Regions from separate parts of the Homo sapiens genome. Here region 1 is linked to region 2. Evidence: chromatin loops called from intact Hi-C (ENCODE). Cell type or tissue: mammary epithelial cell. All regions are shown on one strand. Each heading gives the region's core, and the rest is flanking DNA. Links, peaks and the distances in the headings are about the cores only. Region 1 overlaps MPP2 (MAGUK p55 scaffold protein 2). Region 2 overlaps LSM12 (LSM12 homolog).

Region 1 (14,852 bases), core at 6,853-14,852, 160 kb after region 2:
GGTTGCAGTGAGCCAAGATTGTGCCACTGCACTCCAATTTGGACTACAGAGTGAGACTCCGTCTAAAAAAAAAAAAAATTATTTGTTCAGCCTACTGAATTGTTGGTTTTGTATTTGAATGATTAAATGTTTAAAGTTTCCTCTGGGCTATGAGGTTGAGCTTGGAGAGCTGTGCTTTCATATCTGTGGGTATAAAACGTCCAGGGGTGGCCACAGGAGGAGGAATGGATTAGCCCATGGTGGGAATGTCATTAAGTCAAAGATAGGAGGTAAGCAGCTTAGGAGGCACCCTGGCTTCCCCCTTGATCACACACGTCTCCTCGGAAAACTTGTCCTCCATCCGTGGACCAGATAGTGCTAAAGTCAAAATGAGTGACTTCTCTAATGCTCACATCAGGACACCTGTGCCAGAGCTGGCTCCTGTTAACCCAAAAGAGCCATGCAAGGGTTGCCATGGTGAGATTGTTGCTGCCTGAGTGCCATTGTTTATTCTTGACACTCAGTTATTTGGGCTTTGATTCCAACATTGTCCTAGGCACAGGGTAACAGAGCCAGAGCTGGGACGCCTCCCTCACTCTGGGGCTCCATAGGCTGGGCCAAGCTAAATGACTGAAAGTCACATAGGGGTCTGTGGAAGACCAGCCCTCTGGGGCTTGTTCCTTTCCCCAAATGCTACTCCTCTGCCCCATCAGTTGTCTGTTTCCCCAGTAGGTTGTGGATGTCAGTCTAAAATGCTGCCCACCCGGCAGAGGATGGTATGGGAGGCTGTGGGGCCATGTGGGGTGCTGTTCCCTGGCCTGTTTGGGAAAAGAGAAGGCAGAAAGCATCTAACCTTTATTGAGCACCTGCTGTCTGCCAGGCACTATGTCCATCTCACCAAATCCTCACAGCAGTCTTATGAAGTATTACTCAAATCTCACCATCTCATGGCTAAACAAATTTTCTATTATGAAAAAATTTAAGAATATATCCTGAACCTCCATCACCTAGCACCCCACTTCAACATTCAACAAGTCATGCATAATCTTGTTTCATCCACACCTTTACCAGCTTCCCTCTCTCCTCCATTGTTTTGGAGTACATCTCAGCCATAATAGATTGTATCTGCAAGTGTTTCATTGTGTATATAAACTCCTGGGCTCAACTGAAAAGGATTCTTTAAAGCTACACTACTATTGTCACACCTAAAAAAAAAATCAAACAATAGTTTTCTTTTGAATTTTTTTAATTAAAAAAATTTTAAAAAATAGAGATGGGGTCTTGCTGTCTTGAACTCCTGGGCTCAAGTGATCCTCCTGCCTTGGCCTCCCAAAGTGCTGGGATTACAGGTGTGAGCCATTGTGCCCTGCCATGAATTTTTAATAAATGGTATTGGAACATCTGGATAGTCATTTTGAAAGATATCAAAGTGTATTTATTCCTCACATCATATATCAGAATAAACTCCAAGCGGATCAGAGATCTCTATGTGAAAATATAAATCATACACGTCCTAGAAGAAAACAAGGCTCTGTATATGGGAAAAGCCCTCCCTTAAAAAAAAAACAAAAAAACAAAAAACTATGCCTCAAAATTCAGATGCATGAAAGATTATTAAATTCACCCACATTAAAAAATTTGTTTTTTGAGCCAGGGTCTTGCTCTGTCACTCAGGCTGGAGTGCAGTAGTGCAAACAGTGCTCACTGCAGCCTCAATCTCCTGGGTTCAAGTGATCCTTCCACCTCAGCCTCCCAAGTAAGAGTAGCAGGGACATCAGGTGCATGCCACCATGCATTAAAATGAGGATTAAAAATGCTCAGGTGAATTTTTAAAATATTTTGTAGCAACAGGGGCTTCCCATCTTACCCAGGCTGGTCTTGAGCTCCTGGGCTCAAGCAGTCCTTCCTCCTTGACCTCCCAAAGTGTTGGGATTGCAGGTGTGAACCACTGCACCTGACCTAAATTTTTTTTTTTTTTTTGCATGCAAAAACACCACAAGCAGAGTCAAAAGACAAGTGACAAACTGGGGGAAATCATTTACAAGAAATATCACAAAGGGCTAATTTTCCCAATAGAGAGAAAACATTTTTTAAAATAGGGAAAAGAATAAAAACCAAGACCTGACAGAAAAATTGGGAAAGACATGAGTAGACAGTTCACAGAAAAAGATATACAGATGGTCCTTAATCATATGGAGAGATGTTTGACTTTACTCATAATAAGCAAAATGCAAAGTAAGCCCCAATGAGAGATCATTTCTCCTCCATGTGATTGGCAGACATGCAAATGTTTGATCAACACTCTGGTGGTGAGCTTCAAGAAAATCCCTCATACAGTGCTAGCAGGAGAGCAAACTGGCCAAAGTCCCATGGAGGGGAATTTGTCAATATCTAAGAAAATTACGTATGTATTTGCTGCTTGACCCAGCAAGACTTCTAGGAATTTACATGGAAGATCTTCTCCACAGATATAGAATACTATGCCGGAGTCATTTACTGCAACATTATTTGCAATAGCAAAGTATTAGAAACAACCTAAATACCCATGGAGACTGGTTGAATAAATTACAGGAATCCAGTCATGCAATGGAGTCAAATGCAGTAATTAAAATAATAAGATGGGCATGGTGGTTCATGCCTGTAATCCCAACCTGGGAGGCAGAGGTTGCAGTGAGCTGAGATCGCGCCACTGCACTCCATCCTGGGTGACAGAGCAAGACTCTGTCTCAAACAAACTAACAATAATAATTAATAAAGGAAGATCTCCATGCAGTTTCATGGAGTGATTTCTATGACATATTTTTAAATAAAAAGCCAGAAAACCAAACCAGTTAAATAAAAGCCCTAGGGTATCAAAGGGTATATACAGTGTTCTGTGTTTTATGTAAGAAAGGGCAATATATTTATTTAATTTTTTTTTTTGGAAACAGAGTCTTGCTCTGTTGCCCAGGCTGGAGGGCAGTGGCGCGATCTCAGCTCCTTGCAACCTCTGCCTCCCGGGTCCAAGTGATTCTCATGACTCAGCCTCCTGAGTAGCTGGGATTACAGGCATGTGCCACATGCCCGGCTAATTTTGTATTTTTGGTAGAGATGGTGTTTCACCATGTTGGTCAGGCTCGTCTCAAACTCCTGACCTCAGGTGATCCTCCTGCCTTGGCTTCCCAAAGTGCGGGATTACAGGCATGAGCCACTGCGCCTGGCCTTTAGTGGTGATTTCTGAGATTTTGATGCACCCATCACCCAAGCAGTATACACTGTACCCAGTGTGTAGTCTTTTATCCCTTACGCCCCTACTACCCTTCCCGGCTGATTTTTACTAATAGATTTGTGATAGGTAGTAGCAGTTGTATAGCAATTTTGAAACTGCTTTGAATATTGAAGGACAGAACAAATAAGTAAATATACTGATGTTATTGGGAAATAAGTTCTCACTGAAGGAGAAGGGAGACACAAATATGGAATGGGGGAAGATGAGAAAAATCCTTTAATTTTATTTGGAGCCATTAGTATCTACTAATGACTGCCAAAGAAATGATGCCCAGAAACAATGGGTATTGAGTGTCCACATCTTGGTTTCTAAATACTATCTCCTGCTAAAAGGAATCAGGGTTCCTTGGAGAAATTGCTGATTCCAGACCTGGGGTAGGGAATGCATCAGATGAGCCTGTGCCAGAAGGGAAGAAGATGCTCAAGGACTGATGGGAACATGTCAACAGGACAGAGGTGTGAATGGGGCTCCCACTGGACAAATTTGGGATAAACTGGGTCAACGAAGATAGTGATCGTAATGGATTAGAACACATGGAATAAAAAAAATTCATAGTGATATCATGAGAGAGAGAAGGAGAGAAAGAGGAGTAAGGTGGTAGGGAGAAAAGAAGAGCTCATTCTTTTTTTTTTTTTTTTTTGAGCTGGAGTTTTGCTCTTGTTGCCCAGGCTGGAGTGCAATGGCATGATCTCGGCTCATTGCAACCTCCACCTCCCAGGTTCAAGCGGTTCTCCTGCCTCAGCCTCCTGAGTAGCTGGGATTACAGGCGCCCACCACTATGCTAGGCTAATTTTTTATATCTGTAGTAGAAACGGGGTTTCACCATGTTGGCCAGGCTGTTTTGCAAACTCCTGACCTCAGGTAATCCACCTGCCTTGGCCTCCCAAAGTGCAGGGATTACAGGCGTGAGCCACTGTGCCTGGCTGAAAAGCTCATTCTTATAGCAGAATGCCAATAATGTAGAAGGAATGATGGGAATTAGGTAATCACTATTTTGCAACCTCCAGTATAATAACTCATTTAGGCAAGGGTCATAAATTGACACTAAATCCATTGGTGAAGGATTTTGGGGGAACAGAATAGTCACATAGTCTCAAAGTATGGGAAAGACACAAAGACACAAGATCACCTACGTAGAACTCTTGTCAAAAGGATTAACGTAAGTCTAATCATGAGGAAACAATCAACTAAATCTAGTGGTAGAGCATCCTAAAAACTACTGGCCTGGAGTCTAAAAATGTCTAGGCTGGGTGCAGTGGCTCATGCCTGTAATCTCAGGCTTTGGGAGCCTGAAGCAGGAGGATCACTTGAAGCCAAGAGTTTGAGACTAGCCTAGGCAACGTAGTGAGACCCTGTCCCTACAAAACAAAAACAGAAACAAAAAAAACAAAACAACAAATGTTCTGAAAGTCTAAAAGTTATTGGGATCTGTTCTAGATTAGAGGAGAATAAAAAGATATGTCAACCAACTACAACATATGATCATCAATTAGATCCTGAATCAGAAAAAATAAAATTATAAAGGATACTTTTGGGACAAGAGTGAACATTTGAATGTGGACTGTCTTACATAATGTATTAATGAATCGATGTTAAATTTCTTGCAGGTGATAATGGTATTGTGGTTTATGCAGCAGAATGTCTTTGTTCCTATGAAATACATGCTGAAATACTTTGGGGTAAAGTGGCTTGTGTTGTCTGCAATGATCTTTCAAAGATTCAGAGGGGAAAAATGGTCTTCATATATATTATTGAAATGGAATTCTTTTCTTCCTGACCCATCTAACCTAACACTCCCCACTGGGCTGGTCACTGGCGAAGGATTCCTTTTCTGTTTTCAGCGCTCCTTGGTATGGAGCCCGGAGCCAGCAGAGCAACAAATAGGTGCAGGGCCTGCTCCTGGCACCGTGTTCTGATTTCCTGTCCCCTCATTCGCTGGGAACACTGAGTTGAGGGCCTGGAGACGCAAGTTCAAGTCCCATTGACCCTGGGAAAGTTATTCTACCTCCCTAATTTCCTCATCCTGGGCTTCAGGGTCTTCAAGGCCCCACCCAACCATGATGTCTGGTGGAAGAAGCCATCTTTGAACGCCAATGCATATAGGGTCCTGGGAGCTGGGGACAATTTGGTAACTTCTAATGACCCTCTGTGGCAAGGGGATGGAAAGGAAGGTTTGTCCTTTGGTTTCTTCCTTCCCTAAACTAGGTCCTAGTAATTTTGGGGAAGAAAGGAGACAGCAAGGAATGCATGTGCACGTGTGGGTATGATTGTCAGTGAGTGAGGAGCTGAAGCTGGGGGCTGGGGGGTGGGATGGGGAAAATGCCTGGGGGCTGAGGGAGGACCCTGCTTGGTGTCCCAGGGCTCCTGGGGAAGCTCCTAGCCCCACCTGTTCTGCTTCCACCCCCAGGCCCATGAGAGGCTGGAGGAGACGAAGCTGGAGGCCGTGAGAGACAACAACCTGGAGCTGGTGCAGGAGATCCTGCGGGACCTGGCGCAGCTGGCTGAGCAGAGCAGCACAGCCGCCGAGCTGGCCCACATCCTCCAGGAGCCCCACTTCCAGGTTCCTGGCTGCTAGGGCTGGGGTGAGGGAGCAGGAGGTGGGTGGACTGGGGCATGCTGCTGTTGGATGGGCCAGCAGGAAGTTGGATCTGGGATGGGAAGAGACCCGGGACACTGCCCCATTGTCCCTTCTCTTCCCACCACCCCCCAGTCCCTCCTGGAGACGCACGACTCTGTGGCCTCAAAGACCTATGAGACACCACCCCCCAGCCCTGGCCTGGACCCTACATTCAGCAACCAGCCTGTACCTCCCGATGCTGTGCGCATGGTGGGCATCCGCAAGACAGCCGGAGAACATCTGGTGAGGACTGGGCAGGGCCAGAGGTGGTGCTGGTGAGGGTGGGGGGATTGAGAATAACCAATGAACGGACAAAAAAGGCCAAGTGTGGTCTGAAGATGAAGATGGGGCCAGCTTTGTGCAGGGAAGGATTGATGCAGCAAAGGGTCGGGGGAAGACCCAGGAGACCATAGACACTGCACACACACCTGTGTCCGCACCTCTCCAGTCTGCCCACCTCTCCCCTCATTAGTACCTGCTGTAAGTGAAGAATTTAGGCAGAAGGATGGAGGAGGACTTTGTGAGGGTGGGGGTGGGTGGGTAGGGACAGGAATGGAGGAGCTATTAGGAGACTATTTGAAGATTCTGACTTGGAGCAATTGGGGCCTCATCTTACACTCCCTCTGACCTCCAGGGTGTAACGTTCCGCGTGGAGGGCGGCGAGCTGGTGATCGCGCGCATTCTGCATGGGGGCATGGTGGCTCAACAAGGCCTGCTGCATGTGGGTGACATCATCAAGGAGGTGAACGGGCAGCCAGTGGGCAGTGACCCCCGCGCACTGCAGGAGCTCCTGCGCAATGCCAGTGGCAGTGTCATCCTCAAGATCCTGCCCAGCTACCAGGAGCCCCATCTGCCCCGCCAGGTGGGCCCCTCACCCAGCACAAGGCCCAAGGGATGGCTGAGCCTCCTGGCTGTCAAGGTTGCAGGTCTCACGGAGGCCCTCCTCTCCTACTGGTTTCCTCCAGGGAAGATGGGGGTGGGACCTGCAGCCCAGGGGCAGCTGACCGCAGCCGCCGACAGGCCTCTGCCGCTGCTGCACCTGCACATGCTCCCACATTGGCTGGTATTATGCACGCAGCCACAGCCTGGGGTACAAGTGTATGAGAGAGCGCCTGCATTATGGTCAGCGTTCTTCACGTTTGTGCGCGTGCGCAGGGTGGGGTTGTCATATGTCCTGGATAGCTGTCTCCTGGTTGGTCAATTCTGGGGGTGTGGCTGCTCTGTCTCCCTATCCTATTGGGTCTCTCGCCCTCCACCAGAGCCCTTCTCCAAGGGGAGAGGGTGAGTGGAGGGAGGGATCCAGGATTAGGTGCCAGGGTCCTGTGCCCTACTTGGTGGTCCCGCATCCTTGGTCCTGAGATCTGAATCCTGTAGTACTAGATGCAAAGGGAGGTTGGCACCAGGGAGGAGCATGGGCAGGCCTGGAGGCATCACTCCTGCAGGGGGACAGTTCCATTGCCCCTTAGTCTCTGTGAAAAGAGGGGGCATGGGGTAGACCTCCACCTGCAGCCTTCTGCTGACCCTTCCCCCGACCCTTTGCTGATTCCTGGGCCCAGGTATTTGTGAAATGTCACTTTGACTATGACCCGGCCCGAGACAGCCTCATCCCCTGCAAGGAAGCAGGCCTGCGCTTCAACGCCGGGGACTTGCTCCAGATCGTAAACCAGGATGATGCCAACTGGTGGCAGGTGAGCTGCGGGCACCCCCGCATCTCTCCAGGTATGGTGCATGGGAGGGCGAGGGCACAGGGAGGGGTCCTCTTGCTCAGGCAGATCTTGGTCTCATGTCCGTTTTAGGCATGCCATGTCGAAGGGGGCAGTGCTGGGCTCATTCCCAGCCAGCTGCTGGAGGAGAAGCGGAAAGCATTTGTCAAGAGGGACCTGGAGCTGACACCAAACTCAGGTAGGAGGTCCCCCCTACCCCACACCTCCAATCTGGGATCCAACAGGGCCCTGTCTGCCTCACTCACCCATCTCCCTATGGCCAGGGACCCTATGCGGCAGCCTTTCAGGAAAGAAAAAGAAGCGAATGATGTATTTGACCACCAAGAATGCAGGTGGGTATCAGAGCGCCCCCTCCCTTACCCTCCTCTAACATGGCATGCCTTTCCCTGTCCCCACCCATCACCTGTGACGACGTGTGCCTGGCTCAGATGCTGCCAGCCGTGTCCCTAGGCCCTGCCCGACTCCCCCCTGCTCCCCTGTTCCAAGCCCTCTTGCCCTCAGCCTCCCTGAGAGCTCCGCCCCTCCCTCACCGTGCAGCCTGGTGAGCAGCGCCATCTCCCTGTGTCCAGAGTTTGACCGTCATGAGCTGCTCATTTATGAGGAGGTGGCCCGCATGCCCCCGTTCCGCCGGAAAACCCTGGTACTGATTGGGGCTCAGGGCGTGGGACGGCGCAGCCTGAAGAACAAGCTCATCATGTGGGATCCAGATCGCTATGGCACCACGGTGCCCTGTGAGTGGGAGCTGGGCCCTGCTGAGTTGGGGACAAGGAGCAGGGCTCCCCTGGGGCCAGGGCTGGGCCCACCGAATGGGCATCTTCATGGGCACCAGGCCAGGTGGTACCTTTGGGTACACGGGTTGGGGTGCACGCCCTCTGTGGGTGGTTAGGGGAACTTCAGGCTCAGGAAGGGTGAGGGAGGTGTCCAGCCAACAGGTGGCCTAGCGGGCTGGGCTGGCGTCCACTTTCCTTCTCTTGTTTCACTTGCTAAAAGCCATGAAGAAAGTGAGTGCCCAGCTGTGCACCCGGGTGAAACAGGCTACGAGCTGCATGTGTGTAGCCTTGTGGAAGACAGGGCTTCTTAGTGGCAGAAACAGCGGGGGTGGTGGAAGCTCCTGGCTGCCAGAGGCAGGACTAAGAGCACTGCCCTGGTCTGCTTGGCTCTTGCTGTGTGGCTTTGGGCTGTACATTGCCCTTTCTGGACCTCAGCCTCTCTTCTGTGGGCTCTGGGCTGGACCATGATTACCAGCTCATGTCTCTGTGTGTGCCAATGGGGAGAGTGGGGGGCAGGTGTGTGCAAAGGCAGCAGTGCTGGCAAGATGGGGAGCAGACTGCACCTCCAAGGCTGGGAAACGGGGGCCTGGGTAGGGGTGCATATATGTGTCTGAGGCACTGTAACCTGCCCCTGCCCATTTGGTCCAACCTACCCCCATCCCCCTAGACACCTCCCGGCGGCCGAAAGACTCAGAGCGGGAAGGTCAGGGTTACAGCTTTGTGTCCCGTGGGGAGATGGAGGCTGACGTCCGTGCTGGGCGCTACCTGGAGCATGGCGAATACGAGGGCAACCTGTATGGCACACGTATTGACTCCATCCGGGGCGTGGTCGCTGCTGGGAAGGTGTGCGTGCTGGATGTCAACCCCCAGGTACCGCCACTCTGCTCCTTCCCAGCCTGCCCAATGTCCTCTCTGCTGCCTCATTGCTCCCCCATATAGTTCCAGACACCTGTCACCTGAACACGCCCATGTACCCCCTTTGCCCTCAACTACTGCTAGAAACCCAGCCCACCTGGAACCTTTCTCAGCCTTCCAGAGTCCCCACTCCTCCTCTAGTCTCCTCCAGTCACCCCAGCCACCTGCCAGCTGTTTGTCATTTGTCCCAGGACTCATGTCCCAGACCCCCGGGCACCCTTTTCTCATCCACTCCCAAGTGCTCACCCCAACCCCAGTTACCCTCACAGCCTTTCTCTGGTTCCTAGGACAGACATGGGGATATACTCCCTACCTTGCCTTCTCCTTCTGCAGGCGGTGAAGGTGCTACGAACGGCCGAGTTTGTCCCTTACGTGGTGTTCATCGAGGCCCCAGACTTCGAGACCCTGCGGGCCATGAACAGGGCTGCGCTGGAGAGTGGAATATCCACCAAGCAGCTCACGGTGAGGGCTCTGAGGTGTGGGGGAGGGGTCTGATAGCTGCCTAGGGTGGTGGGGGACAGGCCTGAGCTGACAGAGAGAAGGAGGTGGTGTTGGGGAGGGACAGGGGCCTGCTCCAGTTATCAGTGAGGCAGGACGTGGTCCCCCCTGCATAGATGTGGAAGGGGAGGTCTGAGAGAGGAAGTCCAAAGTCTCAGAGTGAGCCAGGCACACACCTAGCCTGGGATACATGTGCTTCTGACTCAAGGCCCCCGGCTCAGCCCACTCTGCAGAGACAGAGTGCTGGCCAGAGAGAGTTCCCGAGGGCAACTGGGAGAGGTGGGCTGGAGGTGGGCCAGGTGAGCTTGGGTTGCTTACAGCTGGGGGAAAGCTGAAGGGTAGGAGAAAGCCAGAGGCGGGAAGGCTGGCTGGAGGGCTGAGTCAGCGTCAGGGAGCAGGCAGCGCCTGGAGGAGAGGCTTCAAGGCCTCATTGCAGAACTCCAGCCCCATCCTCCTTCCTATGTCTTGCTGCGCCTTCCCAGGAGGTGGAGGGTTTGCGGCGCTCTGAGCGCAGGGGTCCCTCTGCTGGCCATGCCTGGTGCTGCAGCATTCCGGCCCCAGGTCAGAGCGTGCCTGGGGCCCAGGAGAGGCTGTCTAGGCTGGCACCCTTCTGCCAATGACCCCCTTAAGGAGCTCTGGACCTTTGCCTGATCCCCATTCTGGGCACCTCCTCCTTGGCAACAGGTGTGGCCAACTGGAGCTGTTGGGATGCAGCTAGCTTCAGCTTATTTAAGTCAGTTGTCAAGTACCCTTCCTCACCCCTGCCCATCCAGCTTCCACTGGGTCGAGGGTGGGGTTGCCCTGGGTACTTGTGGATTGCCCTGGTACCAGCCTGTCTAGCTGCATAGGTAAGGCAGCCTAGTCAGACTTGAGGGAGCACTGGCTTGAGAGTCAGGCAGACCCTGTTTAGCCACTGACTGGCTATGTGACCTTTTTATACCTTCATTTTCTCTGCTATAAATGGGAAAGAATTAATCCTATCTTGCAGAGCTGTAGTGAAGATTATGTGGCATGCAAAGCATTTAGGGGTGTGATTGGCAGTTATTAAAGCTTATTTCCTCCCTTTCACTCACCATCTGTGGTTGATGGTGAGCCACTTTGAGGCACGCAGAGAGGGGCCCCTGCCTCCCTAGCCAGGGAGTCCACACCAGGGTTGGGCTTTGGGGAGGGGGAGTGGGGGCAGCTGTAGCTCCTTCTGACAGTGGGGGTGAGTTGTGGGCACTGACTGTAGGGAGGTCCCCTTGTGCCTGGGCAGGAGGCGGACCTGAGACGGACAGTGGAGGAGAGCAGCCGCATCCAGCGGGGCTACGGGCACTACTTTGACCTCTGCCTGGTCAATAGCAACCTGGAGAGGACCTTCCGCGAGCTCCAGACAGCCATGGAGAAGCTACGGACAGAGCCCCAGTGGGTGCCTGTCAGCTGGGTGTACTGAGCCTGTTCACCTGGTCTTTGGCTCACTCTGTGTTGAAACCCAGAACCTGAATCCATCCCCCTCCTGACCTGTGACCCCCTGCCACAATCCTTAGCCCCCATATCTGGCTGTCCTTGGGTAACAGCTCCCAGCAGGCCCTAAGTCTGGCTTCAGCACAGAGGCGTGCACTGCCAGGGAGGTGGGCATTCATGGGGTACCTTGTGCCCAGGTGCTGCCCACTCCTGATGCCCATTGGTCACCAGATATCTCTGAGGGCCAAGCTATGCCCAGGAATGTGTCAGAGTCACCTCCATAATGGTCAGTACAGAGAAGAGAAAAGCTGCTTTGGGACCACATGGTCAGTAGGCACACTGCCCCCTGCCACCCCTCCCCAGTCACCAGTTCTCCTCTGGACTGGCCACACCCACCCCATTCCTGGACTCCTCCCACCTCTCACCCCTGTGTCGGAGGAACAGGCCTTGGGCTGTTTCCGTGTGACCAGGGGAATGTGTGGCCCGCTGGCAGCCAGGCAGGCCCGGGTGGTGGTGCCAGCCTGGTGCCATCTTGAAGGCTGGAGGAGTCAGAGTGAGAGCTAGTGGCCACAGCTGCAGAGCACTGCAGCTCCCAGCTCCTTTGGAAAGGGACAGGGTCGCAGGGCAGATGCTGCTCGGTCCTTCCCTCATCCACAGCTTCTCACTGCCGAAGTTTCTCCAGATTTCTCCAATGTGTCCTGACAGGTCAGCCCTGCTCCCCACAGGGCCAGGCTGGCAGGGGCCAGTGGGCTCAGCCCAGGTAGGGGCAGGATGGAGGGCTGAGCCCTGTGACAACCTGCTGTTACCAACTGAAGAGCCCCAAGCTCTCCATGGCCCACAGCAGGCACAGGTCTGAGCTCTATGTCCTTGACCTTGGTCCATTTGGTTTTCTGTCTAGCCAGGTCCAGGTAGCCCACTTGCATCAGGGCTGCTGGGTTGGAGGGGCTAAGGAGGAGTGCAGAGGGGACCTTGGGAGCCTGGGCTTGAAGGACAGTTGCCCTCCAGGAGGTTCCTCACACACAACTCCAGAGGCGCCATTTACACTGTAGTCTGTACAACCTGTGGTTCCACGTGCATGTTCGGCACCTGTCTGTGCCTCTGGCACCAGGTTGTGTGTATGTGTGTGCGTGTGCACGTGCGTGTGTGTGTGTGTGTGTCAGGTTTAATTTGGGGAGGAAGCAAAGGGTTTTGTTTTGGAGGTCACTCTTTGGGGCCCCTTTCTGGGGGTTCCCCATCAGCCCTCATTTCTTATAATACCCTGATCCCAGACTCCAAAGCCCTGGTCCTTTCCTGATGTCTCCTCCCTTGTCTTATTGTCCCCCTACCCTAAATGCCCCCCTGCCATAACTTGGGGAGGGCAGTTTTGTAAAATAGGAGACTCCCTTTAAGAAAGAATGCTGTCCTAGATGTACTTGGGCATCTCATCCTTCATTATTCTCTGCATTCCTTCCGGGGGGAGCCTGTCCTCAGAGGGGACAACCTGTGACACCCTGAGTCCAAACCCTTGTGCCTCCCAGTTCTTCCAAGTGTCTAACTAGTCTTCGCTGCAGCGTCAGCCAAAGCTGGCCCCTGAACCACTGTGTGCCCATTTCCTAGGGAAGGGGAAGGAGAATAAACAGAATATTTATTACAAATGTTAGAATATATTTCTTATACTAGGAATCTCATTTGCATTTGCATAGACTATACACATGGGGTGGAAAGGCCAGGCCTGCCCCCATCTCGTTGGTGTGGCTCTGCGTATACTACACACTCATTCTCCTGCTCCTCTTTTCCCTTAGTCAGTGTCCTTTCATCCTGATTCAGCTCTGCCTTGCATCACCCTCAGCCTAAGGGAGTGGGAAGGAAATGGGGTGTTTTCTTGCTGACCTGAGGCTATAGGGTCACTTGCCATTTCCTACCTTCTCTGGGGGATTTGAGGGTAGAGGCAGGGGAAGATCTGTTGTTGCAGCTGCTTCTGCCCCCTTGATCCAAATGACCATCATCTCTGATGGAGATGGGTTGGGTACCTGGCCTTCATGGCACCTTCACTGCTAGGGATGCTCAAGGGGCAGGCCTGGGGCCCTTCCCTCCTGTCTCTTCTCGGTCTTTCCTCTCTGAGCAGCCTCCTACCTCCCCTGCCTGAGCCCTCACTCCACAGCCCTCCCAGGTACCTAGCAGAGGCTGTCAGTCCTTGGCTCACCTGGAACAGGGCTGGGGCTGGGTTGGAACAGGTGTGTGCCCCCACCACAGCTCTATGACTCTGTTCTCCCTCCCTGCCATTGTGGACTCTTGTATTTGAGGGACCTCAAGAGAGTGAGGACCCTACCATCCACTGTCCATATTCAGTCCCAGCCCCAGTGCGCTTCCTCTGTTCCCTCCCTCAGCCATCCAATTCTTGAGTTTTCTCACTGATTGGTTTTCTTTCTTTTTCCTTGGATTAAATGTGAAAGCAAAGGCTTCTGGCTCTGCTTTTCTTTGGTTGGGGTTGGATGGATGGCTTTGGGAGAGAGTGAGAGCTGGGGAGCACAGCACAGATGACTACTAGAATGGAAGTCAGAGCAACATGTCTTGTTTTCTGCGATGTCTTCCTTTCCTCTGTCTTGCCCCTGCACACTCCCCCATCCCCAGAAGATGCTCCTTCTAAGTGCTTGTACCCAAGGACATGAACAGACATTTCTCAAAAGAAGACATACAAGTGACAATGTATGAAAAAGTGCTTTACGTCACTAATCATCAGAGAAATGCAAACCAAAACTACCATGAGTTACCATCTCACACCAGTCAGAATGGCTATTAAAAGGTCAAAAAATAAGAGATGCTGGTGAAGTTGCAGACAAGAGGGAGTGCTTATACACTATTGGTGGGAACGTACATTAGTTCAGCCCCCGTGGAAAGCTGTTTGGGGAGTTCTCATAGAACTACCATTCATTCCAGCAATCCCATCACTGGGCATCTACCCAAAGGAGAAGAAATCGTTCCACCAAAAAGATACCTGCACTTGTGTGACTGTCACTATGGGACTGAATGAAGGAGGATGTACGCCACTTGTGACAGTTACTACAGGACCGAACAAAAGAGGACAAATGCAGAAATGAAAACAAGACAAAAGAATCTGCTTTAAAGAAGGGGTCCTTGCTTTTGCTTCTAGTGAGCAAGGGCCCTGAGCTTCCACAGCCCTCCATATTTATTGGGTAGAAAGAGCAGGGAGGAGCAGGTAACCTTTGGTCAGCTGCTTGATTTATCACAGGTTCACATAATTGCTGACAGGCTTCATGTGTGCCTGTAGATAATCACAAACACTGCGCCTGAGGTGTGACTGCCCTCAGCATTCCTTCTGGGTGGCAGACGCAGTTTGTCAGTTTGCCAGCATTCTGCATTATGAGAACAGTTTGCTCATACAGCCTCCAGTGGTATACTGAGTTGATCATGACCCTCATTCTTTCGGCCTCCAACATCTCCCCCTTTTTGTTTTTACATTAATTGAACAAAATCTGTCCTCATGTTATGGGGGTTGATGTCAGTGTGACTCTGGTCAGTCCTCACTCTGTCTTTGCACTCAGATTCAACTGGCTCATGGCTCATACCAGGGGAACCAGGCCCATGGTTGGGATCCATGGGTCCCTCCAGTCTCCTGTTCCATGGTTGCACACACCTTG
Region 2 (15,316 bases), core at 4,558-12,557:
GCCAGCCTGGGCAATATAGCAAGACCCCATCTCTACAAAAATAAAAAAAAGTAGCTGGGTGTGGTGGCGCACACCTATAGTCTCAGCTACTCTGTAGGCTGAGGTGGGAAGATCGCTTGAGCCCAGGAGTTTGTGACTGCATTGTGTAGGATCATGGCACTGCACTCCAGCCTGGGCAGAAGAGTGAGACCCTGTCTCTTAAAAACAAAAACAAACAAACAAAAATAAGGGTTACCCAGCATCAGGCATGATTAGAAGCCGGTTTTTTTTGTTCGTTTTGTTTTTGTTGTTGTTGTTGTTGTTTTTTAAAGACAGAGTCTCTGTCACACAGGCTGGAGTGCAGTGGCACAAGCTCAGCTCACTGCAGCCTCCGTCTCCCGGGTTCAAGTGATTGTCCTGCCTCAGCCTCCCAAGTAGCTGGGACTACAGGTGCACACCACCATGCCCGGTGCTAATTTTTGTATTTTCAGTAGAGACAGGGTTTCACAATGTTGGCCAGGCTAGTCTGAACTCCTGGCCTCAAGTGATCTTCCTGCCTTGGCCTCCCAAAGTGCTGGGATTATAGGAATGAGCCACTGTGCCTGGCCTAGAAGCCTTTTAATATTGATGTGCTTTGATATCGAATGCATATACTTTTCTCCTTTGCCCACATCAAGGTGCTATATATAAAACGGGCACAGGAGGAAACACTGGTTAGTATACAAGGACTGTGTTTTCACTGGGAATCATGCAGAATGAAAGGAGAGCCAGGTAAGCACAGATTGTCATGTGCAGTGATTTCAAGTAAGCCATATGCACATTAATAACAAATATTTGTAAGTTTATGCTTCTTGGTTTGCCTGAACCCAGTGTGTTCTTAAACTTGGTGCTTTTTATTCTTTGAGATGCTAACCAGTTAGTGCTTCTAACTGATTGGTAGTGAGGCCAGCAGCTAGCATGTTTGCATTGAAAATGGGTGTAGTATGGGTGATAGTCATTGAATTTTTATGGTTACTTTTTTTTTTTTTTTTTTTGAGATGGAGTCTCTCTCTGTCACCCAGGCTAGAGTGCAGTGGTGCAAGCTCGGCTAACTGAAACCTCCGCCTCCCGGGTTCAAGCAATTCCTCTGCCTCAGCCTCCCAAGTAGATGGGACTACAGGTGCATGTTACTGTGCCCGGCTAATTTTTGTAATTTTTGTAGAGATGGGGTTTCGCTATGTTGACCAGGCTGGTTTCGAACTCCTGGGCTCAAGTGATCTGCCTGCCTTGGCCTCCCAAAGTGCTGGGATTACAAGCATGAGCCACTGCTCTTGGCCTGGAAAAAATTTTTCTATGTTTTGCTGCATAAAGAAAATGAAAAGACAAGCCATAGACTGGGAGAAATAATTTGCAAAACATACATCTTACAGAGCACTTGTGTCCAGAATGTATAAAGAACTCTTTTTATTTGCGTGTGTGTGTGTGTGTGTGTGTGTGTGTGTGTGTGTGTGTGTGTGTTTAATACGGACACTGTCTATGTTGTCCACACTGGTCTTGAACCCCTGGCTCAAGTGATCGGCCTTCCTCAGCCTCCCAAAGTGCTAGGATTACAGGTGTGAGTGACCACGCCCAGCCAAGAACTCTTAATAAGGCAGCCCGGGCTTGGTGGTTTATGCTTGTAATTCCAGCACTTTGGGAGGCTGAGGTGGGAGGATGATTTGAGATCAGGAGTTTGAGACTAGCCTAGGGAACACAGGGAGACCCCATCGCTACATAAAATTAAAAAAAAAAAAACAGAACAAACAAACCTGCCAGGCATAGTGGTCCTTGCTTGTGGTTCCAGATGCTTGGGAGGCTGAGGTGGGAGGATTGCTTTAGCCAAGGAGGTCAAGGCTGCAGTGAGCCATGATTATGCCAGTACACTCCAGCCTGGGCAACAGAGCAAGACCTATCTCAAAAAAGAAAATAATAATGATAATAAGACAATCCAGGCTGGGCATGGTGGCTCATGCCTGTAATCCCAGCACTTTGGGAGGCCGAGGCAGGTGAATCACCTGAGGTCAGGAGTTTGAGACCAGCCTGGCCAACGTGGTGAAACCCTGTCTTTACTAAAAATACAAAAATTAGCTGGGCGTGGTGGTGTGGGCCTGTAGTCCTAGCTACTCTGGAGGCTGAGGCAGGAGAATTGCTTGAACCTGGGAGGCAGAGGTTGTGGTGAGCTGAGATGGTGCCACTGCACTCCAGTCTGGGTGACAGAGCAAGACTCCATCTCAAAAAAAAGACAGTCCAATTAAAAATGGGCAAAAGCTTTGAATACTGTATCAGAGAAGATACAGTAATTACAAATAAGCACATAAGATGCTTGATATCATTAGACATAAAGGGAAGTACAAGTGAAAACCACAGTGTGAAACTGCTATACTTCTGCTAAAATGGCTGAGATCAGAAAGGCTAACAGTACCCAGTGTTGGTGAGTAGGTGGCAGATTTAGAACTATCAAACATTAGGGCCGGGCGCTGTGGCTTACGCCTGTAATCCCAGCACTTTGGGAGGTCGAGGCGGGTGGATCACGAGGTCAGGAGTTCGAGACCAGCCTGGCCAACATAGTGAAACCCCATCTCTACTAAAAATACAAAAAATTAGCCAGGCGTGGTGGCGGGCGCCTGTAATCCCAGCTACTCGGGAGACTGAGGCAGGAGAATCACTTGAACCCCAGAGGCGGAGGTTGCAGTGAGCCAAGATCGCGCCATTGCACTCCAGCAAAAAAAAAAAAAAAAGAAAAAAAAAAAGAAAACAGTTTGACAGTTCCTTTTTTTTTTTTTTTTTTGAGACGGAGTCTGGCTCTGTTGCCCAGGCTGGAGTGCAGTGGCGCATTAATCTCAGCTCACTGCAAGCTCCGCCTCCTGAGTTCACGCCTTTCTCCTGCCTCAGCCTCCCGAGTAGCTAGGACTACAGGCGCCCGCCACCATCCCCGGCTGATTTTTTGCATTTTTAGTAGAGACGGGGTTTCACCGTGTTAGCCAGGATGGTCTCGATCTCCTGACCCCGTGATCCATCCGCCTCGGCCTCCCAAAGTGCTGGGATTGCAGGCGTGAGCCACTGCACCCGGCCATTTTGTTTTGTTTTTAAGGAAACTTCACTAGCAGGAAAACAATTACTTTAAAAATTAAACATACACTTACCATATGACCCAGAAATTCTACTCTTAGTTATCTACCTAACAAAAGTAAAAACATGTCCACACACAGAGACTTTTTACTTTTAAAAAGCAAAATCTTTTTACTTTTAAAAAGTAAAACGTTGGCTGGGCATGGTGACTCACACCTGTAATCCCAGCACTTTGGGAGGCCGAGGCGGGCGGATCATGAGGTCAGGAGATCAAGACCATCCTGGCTAACAGGGTGAAACCCTGTCTCTACTAAAAATACAAAAATTATCCGGGCGTGGTGGCGGGCGCCTGTAGTCCCAGCTACTCGGGAGGCTGAGGCAGGAGAATGGCGTGAACCCAGGAGGCGGAGCTTGCAGTGAGCCAAGATCGCGCCACTGCACTCCAACCTGGGAGACAGAGCGAGACTCCGTCTCAAAAAAAAAAAAAAAAAAGTAAAATATTTTTACTTTTACATACACAAAGACTTGTGTGTGACTGCTGCCAAAAACTGGAAACAGCCGGGTAGGGTGGCTCATGCCTGTAATCCCAGCACCTTAGGAGGCCAAGGTGGGTGGATCGTTTGAGCTCAGGAGTTCAAGACTATCCTGGGCAATACGGTGAAACCCTGTCTCTACAAAAAAATACAACACCTTAGCTGGGCGTGGTGGTGTGCTTCTGTGGTCCCAGCTACTTGGGAAGCTGAAGTGGGAGGATTGCTTGAGCCCAGTGGGTGGAGGTTGCAGTGGGCTGAGATTGTGCCATTACATTCCAGCCTGGGTGATAGAGTGAGACTCTGTTTCAGAAAACACAAAAAACAAAACTGGAAACAATTCAGATTTTGATCAACTGTCCATCAACTAGTGAATGAATATATAAAAGGTAGAACTGTATCCTCATAGTGGAATGCTTCCTAGCAATTTAAAAAACTATTGGTACATGAAACAAAATGGATGAACCTCAGAAATGTGCTAAGTGGAAGAAGCCAGAGACGTAAGTCAACACATTGTATCATTCCATTTATATGAAATATCTAGTAAAGGAAAAACTATAGAAATAGATTTAAGGCCAGGCATGGTGGCTTACGCTTGTAATCCCAGCACTTTGGGAGGCTGAGGCGGGCAGATCACGAGGTCAGGAGTTCGAGACCAGCCTGACCAACATGGTGAACCCCTGTCTCTACTAAAAATACAAAAATTAGCCAGGCGTGGTGGTGGGCACCTGTAATCCCAGCTACTTGGGAGGCTGAGGCAGGAGAATCCCTTGAACCTGGGAGGCGGAGGTTGCAGTGAGCTGAGATCGCACCACTGCACTCCAGCCTGGGCGACAGAGCAAGACTTTGTCTCAAAAAAAAAGAAATAGATTTTAAAAAGTAATCTTGGTGGCCCTCCCAAGCCTAAAAGGCACATTCTACACTTTCTCTACTGAGGGCAGCTTTTATTGGTTCTCTCCAGTGGTTTGGCAAAAACCATAAACTTACTAACTTGGAATAATTGGGCCATTTATAGGTATATAGTCATTTGCAAAAATATGTGGGAAAATTTAGATTTGTACAGCAGCTAAATTGAGGGTAGAGTGATAATCGTTTGCTTTACAAAAGAAGGCATATTCATGTTCTGCATGAGTTTTCATGACAAAAAAGGGCAAGGTAATCTCCTTCTCCCCACCCTCAATTTTGAAAAAAGGAAACACTTCTAGTTTCTTTTATTGAGAGCGGTCTCCCCCATTGATGGGGACCCCTAATTGATGGGGTCCTCTCTAGGAGATTTTATCCCATTTGTACAGCTTCCTGGTAAAAGCAGATCTGTGTAGCTGAGTCCGGATCCCTAAAGCATTACTGTAGGTTGAGTATATTGGGGGCAAACTGAAAATATATACAGTCAGCTTACAGTCATTTCTGCTGACTTTTCTAAGTGCTCCCTTACATCATTTAGCATTTGGGATGTTTGCATTAGAATTGAAATAGAGAATTGTCTAGTCCATTCTCCTTTGCTTTTGGAGACTTTAGGGGAGATTGCACTTGCACAACTGGTATTTTGGCGGGGGTGGGGGGTGTATTTTGAAATCATTGTTCTATAACCAGTGTGTCATTGTTACTCAGCCTGTCTAAAGAATCACTTCTGGCTGAGATTTATATCCATTTTATTTTCTCTCTGGCAAAAATTCAAGTGGCTCTTCTTCCAGCTTTTTTTTCTCCCCTTCTCTAGCTTAATTTGTCAGTTCCATTCTTAAACATTCTGCATAGATGCCTGGTTTCCTGAGCCAACTCTTGTCTCTTACTAAATGGGGTGATGTTATGTTTTTAAGCTGCTATGTAGGTGACAACGACATTTTACTCTTTGAACGTTCAGACTATCTAGTCAACACAAGCTTTATAGAAGCAGCTTTCTCTGACCCAGCATTCGGAGATGATTTGGATTTTCAGGAATAAACGTTTTTAAAGGGGATTGAGGTTTCAAAGTGAGATCTTCCAGCCTGCTTATAAGGTAAATGCCCGCCTGTCCACTAGATGCTTCCCAGGAGCTCTGCCACCCTCCAGTTTTTCCTTCTTTCCTTAAAGACTTCAGATTTTTTTTTTTTTTTTTAATAGAGGCAGGGTCCCACTATGTTGCCCAGGCTGGTCTGTAACTACTGGGCTCAAGTGATCTTCCTCCCTCAGCCTCCCAAAATGCTGGGATTACAGGCGTGAGCCACAGCGCTGGCCGACTTCAGATTTTCTTAAGGCATTGTTTGGAAAGCAAGATTCAAGGAAACTCCTCCTTAGGTTGCAGTGAGCTGAGATTGCACCACTGCACCAGCCTGGGCCACAGAGCAAGACTCCATCTCAAAAAAAAAAAAAAAAAGGAAACTCCTCCTTGTTACCGGGGTTTTTTTGGTGCTTGAGTAAGCGTTGCTTGTTGCTGCTTAAAATACATCATCAGCAGCTCTTTCCATAGAAACTACAAGGCTTTCTTGTTACAGTTGGGATTGCCACTGCTTGGAATGCTGTCAGCCTGTGTGTTTATTTGTCTGTAAAGTTATAGCCTGGTAGGGCCAGAATGGCAGCCAGTCTTGAAAGATTATATATATATTGCTGCTGTATTTGTCTCTCTCCATGTCCTAGAGATCCTGTGAAAAAGGAGCTCTGGCTTCAGATCACTGCAGGGTTTTGCCATTCTTCCCTCTCTTACCCGGGGAGGCTGAAATGACAGCGTGAGCTGGCCTTCTGTGCTCACGCCTGCTCCTCCTTCCTAAGACAGTCTTTGAAACTTGCAAGGACAAGAATACCCATGGCAATTGAAGGCCTCCTTTTTTTTCATAGTCAAACCTAAGCCTTGAGAAAGTGCTTAATTTTATAAACAAAGAATTAGACACTTGGTTTACTTCCTCTGCTATAAAACTATGCTTGGAGCCAGGCGTGGTGGCTCACGCCTGTAATACCAGCACTTTGGGAGGCTGAGGTGGGTGGATCACCTGAGCTCAGGAGTTCAAGACCGGCCTGGCCAACATGGTGAAATCCTGTCTCTACTAAAAATACAAAAAAATGGCCAGGTGTGGTAGCTCACGCCTGTAATCCTAGCACTTTGGGAGGCCCAGGTGGGTGGATCACGAGGTCAGGAGATCGAGACCATCCTGGCTAACACAGTGAAACCCCATCTCTACTAAAAAACTACAAAAAAATTAGCTGGGCGTGGTGGCAGGCGCCTGTAGTCCCAGCTACTCGGGAGGCTGAGGCAGGAGAATGACGTGAACCTGGGAGGTGGAGCTTGCAGTGAGCAGAGCTTGCGCCACTGCACTCCAGCCTGGGCGACAGAGCGAGACTCCGTCTCAAAAAAAAAAAAAAAATTAGCTGGGGGTGGTGGCGGGCACCTGTAATCCCAGCTACTCTGGAGGCTGAGACAGGAGAATCGCTTGAACCCAGGAGGCGGAGGTTGCAGTGAGCTGAGATCGTGCCATTGTACTCCAGCCTGGGCAACAAGAGTGAAACTCAATCCCAAGAAAAAAAGCTATGCTTAGTTTATGGTTTGATGGATCACTGTAAAAGCAGAATATAAATGTTTGAAGATTCCAAGCATTAAGGTACTTTTGGAATATGCTGTAGGTATGGCTCCCCCATTTTTTTTTTGAGACGGAGTCTTGCTCTGTCGCCCAGGCTGGAGTGTAGTGGTACAATCTCGGCTCACTGCAGTCTCTGCCTCCCGTGTTCAAGCGATTCTCCTGTCTCAGCCTCCTGAGTAGGCGGGATTACAGGTGCACACCACCACACCCATCTAATTTTTGTATTTTTAGTAGAGACGGGGTTTCACCATGTTGGCCAGGTTGGTCTCAAACTCCTGACCTCAGGTGATCCGCCTGCCTCGGCCTCACAAAGTACTGGGATTATAGGCGTGAGCCACTGGGCCCAGCCAGTGCCTCTTTTTATTTAAGGAACTGATGTTTGGGGACAAATTGTGTGTTCTCGCGCGTGTTTGCACATGTGCTGCAGCATTGTTAGACTCAGCTGTTCATGTTCATGGGTCTGAAGAGTCTCCAGATTATTTGTTGGACTTTTAAGATGCATTGTTTGCCTTTAATTTGTTTTAACTACCTTGTCTAGCACATTTGTTTTGTCTTACACTCAAACAAATTTGTACCTCTGGAATCTCTAGCAACCAGTAGTGTGGGGTAGGGATCAGAAATGTGCTGGAGAGGTGATAGGGATTGACAGGGTAGAAGTTACGAGATTGTAGTAGACTACCAGATTTTACTAGATTTTCTTTTGATCAGTTTGTGGATGGTTCCACCAGAGGGCAGTGAAGGAACAGACATGACGTAGAATTCAGACTCTTCGTTTTTCTCAAAAGCAGGACAGGGTTGCCTTTAGCTAAAGTTAAAGGTGGACAGCGTTTATGGTTAGATTTACTTGAGTCCTGGCTCCCTATGTGAGCACAGATAATGTTCTGTAAGAGTTTTTAGAGTCTCAGATTGTGGTCTGTGAAGGTGTGGTATGTATTAATTTTTAAACTGGAGGCTCTAGCACAACAGCTGATAAATCTTAATTTTCGCCTTGAATGGAAATTCTGTGTGTGTGTGTGTGTTTGTGTGTGTGTGTGTGTGTGTGTGTGTGTGTGTGTGTGTGTGTTTGTTTTTTTTTTTTTTAAAGAGACAGAGTCTCACTTCTTTGCCCAGGCTGGAGTACAGTAGCATGATCTCGGCACACTGCAACATCTGCCTGCTGTGTTCAAGTGATTCTGCTGCCTCAGCCTTCTGAGTAGCTGGGATTACAGGCACGCACCACCATGCCCGGCTAATTTTTGTAATTTTAGTAGAGACGGGGTTTCACCATGTTGGCCAGGCTGGTCTCGAACTCCCTACCTCAGTGATGCACCCAGTTAGAAGTGTGTGTGTGTGTATGTGTATGTATTTTTTTTTGTTTGGTTTTGTTTTGTTTTGAGACGGAGTCTTGCTCTGTCACCCAGGCTAGAGTGCAGTGGCGCGATCTCAGCTCCCTGCAGCCTTCTCCTGGGTTCAAGCAATTCTCTGCCTCAGCCTCCCAAGTAGCTGGGATTACAGGAGCCCGCCACCACGCCTGGCTAATTTTTTTTTTTTTTTTGTATTTTTAGTAGAAACAGGGTTTTAACCATCTTGGCCAGGCTGGTCTTGACCTCCTGACCTCGTGATCCACCTGCCTCGGCCTCCCAAAGTGCTGGGATTACAGGCATGAGCCACCTCCCCTGGCCGGAAATGTATATATTTTTAAATCTCTGACCATCATTTGCCATCACATAGTCCCCCAGCCACACTCTATAATGTTAAAAGTGCTTTATTTTCTTCCTAGTGCTTATCACTGTCTGAAATCACCTTGATTTCAGTTACTTGTTTATAGTCTGTCTCCCCCACCCACTTCAGGCTATATTTAGCCTAGCATAGTGAATGTCTGGCACATGGTAGGTATGCAGTAAGTATTAGAAGGAAGGAAGGAACGTTTTCTTGGAATACCAGTAACTGTTCAGGTATGTCGTGGATTTTTAAAATTTGTTTCACTTTTCATTTCTGAGAAAACAGAATCTGTCCAAACAAGTCTTTCCTGGCCTCCTTTCTTCAGCTTAGGTCCTGACTGTTGGCAAGAATGAAGATGAATCCTATTCTGAGTCTCTTTCCTCTCTTCCACCCTAGCTTGCCAGCAAAGCACGGACAGAGAAGGAGGAGAAGCTGAGCCAGGCCTATGCAATCAGTGCTGGTGTCTCTCTAGAGGGCCAGCAGCTCTTCCAGACCATTCACAAGACGTGAGTTGGGATCGGAGAGGTCCTTTGTCCTGGGGTAATGCTACCTGGTTGTGCTGTCTGGTGGCAGGCTTTTGGGTGGTTGTCTTCCTAAAAGTCTACTGGGGAAGCTGGGTAGGGTATTGGCAATATGCCAGCATCCAGAGGTGCAGGTGCTGTAGCCCCCTTTCCACACAGAAGAATAGTGTAATCACGGACAAGTTGTCTTCTCTGGTCTTTAGTTGCTTGTCTGTAAAACTTAGTTTTGGATTAGATTATCCCTAAGGATCCCTTCTAGACCTAGTAGTCCATAACTTAGAACTAGTGATTTCTTCTCTTTGATTTTGTTGTTTTGTGCCTTTCTTTAAAAGCTGATGCAGTTTTTATTAAGGGAAAGTTATATCTATATCACTTTTCCCATTGTAGATTGGGATGAACACAGGGAGTTAGAGCAGGCCACCTTCTTACCACCTCTTAAAAGACATTTTGGGGCCGGGCGCGGTGGCTCACGCCTGTAATCCCAGCACTTTGGGAGGCCGAGGCAGGTGGATCATGAGGTCAGGAGATCGAGACCATCCTGGCTAACAAGGTGAAACCCCGTCTCTACTAAAAATACAAAAAATTAGCCGGGCGCGGTGGCGGGCGCCTGTAGTCCCAGCTACTCGGGAGGCTGAGGCAGGAGAATGGCGTGAACCCGGGAGGCGGAGCTTGCAGTGAGCCGAGATTGCGCCACTGCAGTCCGCAGTCCGGCCTGGGCGACAGAGCGAGACTCCGTCTCAAAAAAAAAAAAAAAAAAAAAAAAAAAGACATTTTGTTGGTCGGGCACGGTGGCTCACGCCTGTAATCCCAGCACTTTGGGAGGCCGAGGTGGGCGGTTCACCTGAGGTCGGGAGTTCCAGACCAGCCTGACCAACATGTTGAAACCCCCATCTCTACTAAAAATACAAAATTAGCCAGGCGTGGTGGTGCATACCTGTAATCCCAGCCACTTAGGAGGCTGAGGCAGGAGATTCGCTTGAACCCTGGAGGTGGAGGTTGTGGTGAGCCAAGATTGTGCATTGCATTCCAGCCTGGGCAACAAGAGCAAAACTCCGTCTCAAAAAAAAACATTTTGTCACAGCAGAAGTCATTTGACTCTCCACTAGCTTCCCTAGCTGCTGAAAAACTGGAACATTTGACACCCCTCTCCACCCCGCCTCCCCCCACCCCACACTGCCATCTGTTACTCTGTTTAACCACCCTGGATCTGGTGCACAGATGGCAGCTGGCATCAGAGCTGTTTGAGGCTGTGGTGTGAGTATCTGAACATTTACAGGTATGTGAAGGAACTCCCAGTCGCATCAGCTGCCCTGGGGCTTCCCAAGTGTGAACTGGAATGGGTTTTCCCAGTCTGGCAAGTGCCCAACTGTCTGATAATTGAGAAGAGCCAGTCTGAAGAGCAGCTCCCATTATGGGTGATAAGGGTCAGAGTACAGATCATAGGAAGATGGGGAGTTTGTTCTCTCTCTCTTTTTTTTGAGTCGGAGTCTCACTCTGTCACCAGGCTGGAGTCCAATGGTGCAATCTTGGCTCACTGCAATCTCTGCCTCCCAGGTTCAAGCGATTCTCCTGCTTCACCCTCCTGAGTAACTGGGACTACAGGCGCGCAGTCCCACGCCCAGCTAATTTTTGTATTTTTAGTAGAGACAGTTTCATCATGTTGACCAGGATGGTCTCGATCTCCTGACCTCATGATCCGCCCACTTCGGCCTCCAAAGTGCTGGGATTACAGGCGTGAGCCACTGTGCCTGGCCTTTCTTTTTTTTTTTTTTTTTTGAGACAGGGTCTCACTTTTATTGCCTAGGTTGGGAGTGCAGTGGTGCGATTTTAGCTTACTATAGCCTCAATCTCCCCGGCTCTGGTGATTCTCCCACCTCAGCCCCCGGAGTAACTGGGACTACAGACGCATGCCACCACTACCGGCTAATTTTTTGTATGTATTTTTAGTAGAGACGAGTTTTTGCCCTGTTGCCCAGTCTGGTCTCGAACTCCTGGACTCAAGCAATCTACCCACCTCGGCCTCCCAAAGCGCGGGGATTACAGGTGTGAGCCACCGCGCCCGACCTGTTCTCCTGTCTTTCTAAAGGTGGTATTTCTCCCTAGGCCAATGGTTGACAAACTATGCCAGCAGGCCACATCTGCTCATCTGTTTTACCTATTGTCCATGCTACTTTTGTACAACTATGGCAGAACTCAGTGCTAGTTGTAACAGATGATATGGACTGCAAAGCCTAAAATGTTTGTTACAAGACCCTTAAGAGAAAAAGTTTGCCAGCCTCTGCCCTAGGCTGCTATCTTAATTTGGATTCTTGAGGCCACTATCACATTTTTATGGCTCTCCAGATCTCTGATGCTTCAGAGTAACAATTTCTGGGCTCTCCCAAGAATAAATGTGCATGAGTTTCATTGCTTTTCTAGCCAGTGGCACCCAAGGAATGTTTCTTGGCTACTATATGGGCTGCTGGCATCTAGTTGTTGGCTGAGTGGTGAGCTGGGAACTTGGGATCAGCCTTCTGGAGTTATTTATTCATCAGACAGGAGATGTGGGATGCCCCCAAGAGGTTACATTTCGCCTGCTGTCTTCTCCTTCCAGCATTAAAGACTGTAAATGGCAAGAAAAAAACATCGTAGTCATGGAAGAAGTTGTTATTACACCCCCATATCAAGTGGAAAACTGTAAAGGCAAAGAGGGGAGTGCACTGAGCCATGTACGCAAAATAGTAAGTAAAGGAGCCTTCAGACTTTAGGGGAGAGAGGATGGTTCCTCAGGCCTTCAGTCTTTAGCACCAGACCAGGACATTGTGCTACAGTCTCTGCCTCCTCTAGCAGCAGAGGCCCTGTCTGGCCTCCCTGCCTTCCCTGTACTGTGGGGTTCTGCAGTCCTGTGGGAATGGAACCACTGGGTGGTGTGGAAAGAAGTGAGTGGGTGACCCTATGTCCTTTGCTGGCTTTTTGGAATTAGGAAGACTGTTCCATGGTATTGGGCCTGAGCAGTTTCTCTCATCCCATATTGAGTTTTTCTTTTTTAGAGACAGAGTCTCGCTCTGTCGCCCACGCTGGAGTGCAGTGGCGCGATCTCAGCTCACTGCAACCTCCGCCTCCCGGGTTCAAGCGATTCTCCTGCCTCAGCCTCCCGAGTACCTGGGACTACAGGCGTATGCCACCACACCCGGCTAGAGATGGGGTTTCACCATGTTGGCCAGGCTGGTCTCGAACTCCTGACCTGAAGTGATCTGCCCACCTTGGCCTCCCAAAGTGCTGGGATTGCAGGTATGAGCCACCACGCCTGGCCCCATATTGGGTTTTTCTTAGCTGCAGGTACCATTCTAGAAAGATCTGGTTGGTATAAATCAGTTGCCGTCGGTGTCTCTGACCCTACATATGTCACTGGACTTAGCATTTGTTAAAACAAACTTAAAAAACACTCCTGCTTTTTTTTTTTCCTCTGAGGAACATTGAGAGACCAACATTGTAGATGTAGGAGGTTTGATAAGACTGTAATTCCCCCAGCAGCTTTTCATTTTGTACTTGGGTATAGAAGAGAGGAGGAGTTTAGGTCATGATAATCTCCCCTTATTATATTTTATAGTTTAGTTTGTAGATTCACCTTCTTCTAGCCAATCTTAGTGGAAACTGCAAAAAAATGTGGCTGAAGCAGGAGGCCCTGGCCTACCTTGTGGTTGGGAAGGCCAATAGACAGCAAGGGCAAAGGTGCCTGGACACCAATGGGCTGGACAGCCAGGATGGGGCTGTGGAAACCTGGGTTGGATTGTTTGGGAGACCTTTCTTCCGCATCTCCTTTGTTGACCTGGGTTGCCTGGTCTTTTTCAGGTTGAAAAACATTTTAGAGACGTGGAAAGCCAAAAGATACTGCAACGTTCACAAGCCCAGCAACCACAGAAGGAGGCTGCCCTGTCATCCTGAGTCCGTACACATGGAGGACTCTTCCAGCATCCAGCCAAGGAGGCGCTGGTGGTGGCTTCAGCGGAGGCAGGCCGGGGGAGGGAAGGGATCCTATATGTCCTGTTGGCTCTTAACAAAGGGTCAGCATTTCCAAATCTTAGACTTGAACAAACAAAACACCCAACAAAAAAGAACAAGAGAATAATTTAAAAGTTGAATCATTACTTGACTAACAGACTTCGGTCCACCATGTCCTTTTCACAGCCCTCTTCTGGAACAGTCACCTTGTTAATTTTATTTTTGAAAATTATTTTCCCACTCTGCCCTTTACTTCTGACTTTCCTTTCCTAGTTTGTTCCTGCCATTCTGTTTTTATAAGTGGCTACACTTGCCTTCTGAATGATTGAAAGAAACTTTTACATCTTTTCTTCCAAAATAAAAGTAACAAGCTGACTGTGATTCTTAAATTGAGACCAGAGCAGCAAACGTCTCACTTTAAATTTTTGTTTTCTTTTCCTTTTTTTTTCTTTTTTCTTTTTTTTTTTTTTTTTGCACAGGGCATGGCTTGAATTAGTTTTATTTTTCTTAACTTTAAATATATATATGAAAATATATATTAAAATGTTCTCTAAATATTTTCTGCTTCTTGCAGGTCTCTTTTTACTAGATCATGGCTGTTCTTCCCACCTCATCCCTCTGAAAATAAAAATGTATTGCCCTCCCCACCATCCATCATAGCCAGGCCACTAACTTGACTTGGTGCAAGAGATTCTTGCTGCGAACTTTGTAGAGCCAGTGTGCAGATAGAATTTGGCTTTGAGGGTTCCTGATGGCTTTTTAGTCTTTAACTGTGTGTGTACCAGTCTCACATTTGGCCCAAACCTCAGGATTCTCCCTCTGCCTGTCTTACTTCATGGTACTAGAAGACCTTCCTCGCCACTCTCTCCACATGAGAGAGTCAGCTGCCCTTTCTCCTGTGCCTCTGCAGGAAGAACTCTCTTGCATGGCACATCTCAGCTCCTCATTGAGGGATAGTTTTCTTTGATAAGAAACCTGGAGTCCATTTACTCTGACCTCTCTTTAAATCTATATCCAGAGCCACTAGCCCAGGAAAAACTTGGGTGACCCGTAATTTCTCTTCTCCTGCTGTCCTTTTGCTCTTACGCCCCACCCCAACTCCCCTTAAATTTTACAGGCTTATGACAGTTTGTATGTGCTCAGCCAATGAGCAGAAAACCTGGAAAGAATTTCTGGACTTTAGCCCACCAGTTTGTCTGGTTGACTAACCTGCTGAGAGCTAAAATTGGCACCCATTGCCCCGTGCCTTCAGGCAGTCTCCTGGGGCAGAGTATGCCACCATCCGAATATCAGGCACTGAGTGGGATGTGGGTGATGCTCACATGACTGGCTAGAGCTTTGGGGGTGGGGTGGGGGTTAACTACTATTTTTTTGGCCATGATCTCTTTCCCCTTCCTTTTTTTTTTAATTAAATAAATGGATCAAATTAAATAATTCAAGCCCTGCCTTCAAAATGAAATTTTTTTTTTAGTATTATTTAGCAAAAACAATAAAACCCAAATTTTTTTAACCATCACTCATGTCTCAGGTTTGTGCGTCCTTCAGAGGCCCCAGGGGAGAGGATCCAAGGTATGTCTGTCTGATTTGACCTTTCTCTTTAGAGTCTCTTCTTCCTACTATTTACCCTCTCTTTTCACCCCCGAGGACTCATCCAGAAATATAATGCAGGGTATAATTTAAGATGGGGGTCCAGGGTTTGGAGTGGTGTGTAGGTGGAGTGTGGGGAAAAGGCTGTAGTCACATACATAGAACCATTTGTTACAGGACTGTTTGGAGGCACAAATGGTCGGCGAGCTGAGAAGTAAACTTTCAGATCCACCTGCCACTGGTCTGAACTTGATTTAAAGAACTGAGCCTTTGATTTAGCCTACATGGGAATGTAGACTTAGAGAAGGTGAGAGAGGGAGAAGGGAAGAGACCTTGTAAGATCTATAAAACCTAAGAGATACGATGAGTGGAGGTGATTAATTAA

What was found. Peaks named below come from ENCODE experiments on the same cell type or tissue, not always from the same donor. Only the 100,000 strongest peaks of a DNase experiment are listed, where the experiment ranks them.
Region 1: it touches region 2 in a loop (9-fold over the local background); 11 of 110 quality-filtered maps call a loop at or near these places.

Annotation. Positions count from the first base shown.
Region 1 is chr17:43,874,158-43,889,009 of GRCh38, reverse strand. MPP2 (MAGUK p55 scaffold protein 2) reads left to right here. Exons shown (of 13, transcript NM_005374.5): 4 at 5,655-5,807; 5 at 5,958-6,107; 6 at 6,499-6,726; 7 at 7,421-7,552; 8 at 7,661-7,766; 9 at 7,852-7,920; 10 at 8,158-8,319; 11 at 9,026-9,228; 12 at 9,607-9,735; 13 at 11,027-13,650. The coding sequence ends at 11,203. Among named protein-coding and RNA genes, the nearest start is that of MPP2, 26 kb to the left of the region's middle. RefSeq lists enhancers at 6,262-6,761, 6,762-7,263, 10,135-10,429. In mammary epithelial cell, for the core only: CTCF peaks have their summits at 8,466 and 10,297 (motif pointing left); a DNase peak (open chromatin) is centred at 10,219.
Region 2 is chr17:44,034,179-44,049,494 of GRCh38, reverse strand. LSM12 (LSM12 homolog) reads left to right here. Exons shown (of 5, transcript NM_001371445.1): 3 at 9,239-9,348; 4 at 11,957-12,083; 5 at 13,195-15,167. The coding sequence ends at 13,287. Among named protein-coding and RNA genes, the nearest start is that of LSM12, 25 kb to the left of the region's middle. In mammary epithelial cell, for the core only: a CTCF peak has its summit at 7,875 (motif pointing right); a DNase peak (open chromatin) is centred at 7,874; H3K4me3 peaks cover 409 bases; H3K27ac peaks cover 892 bases.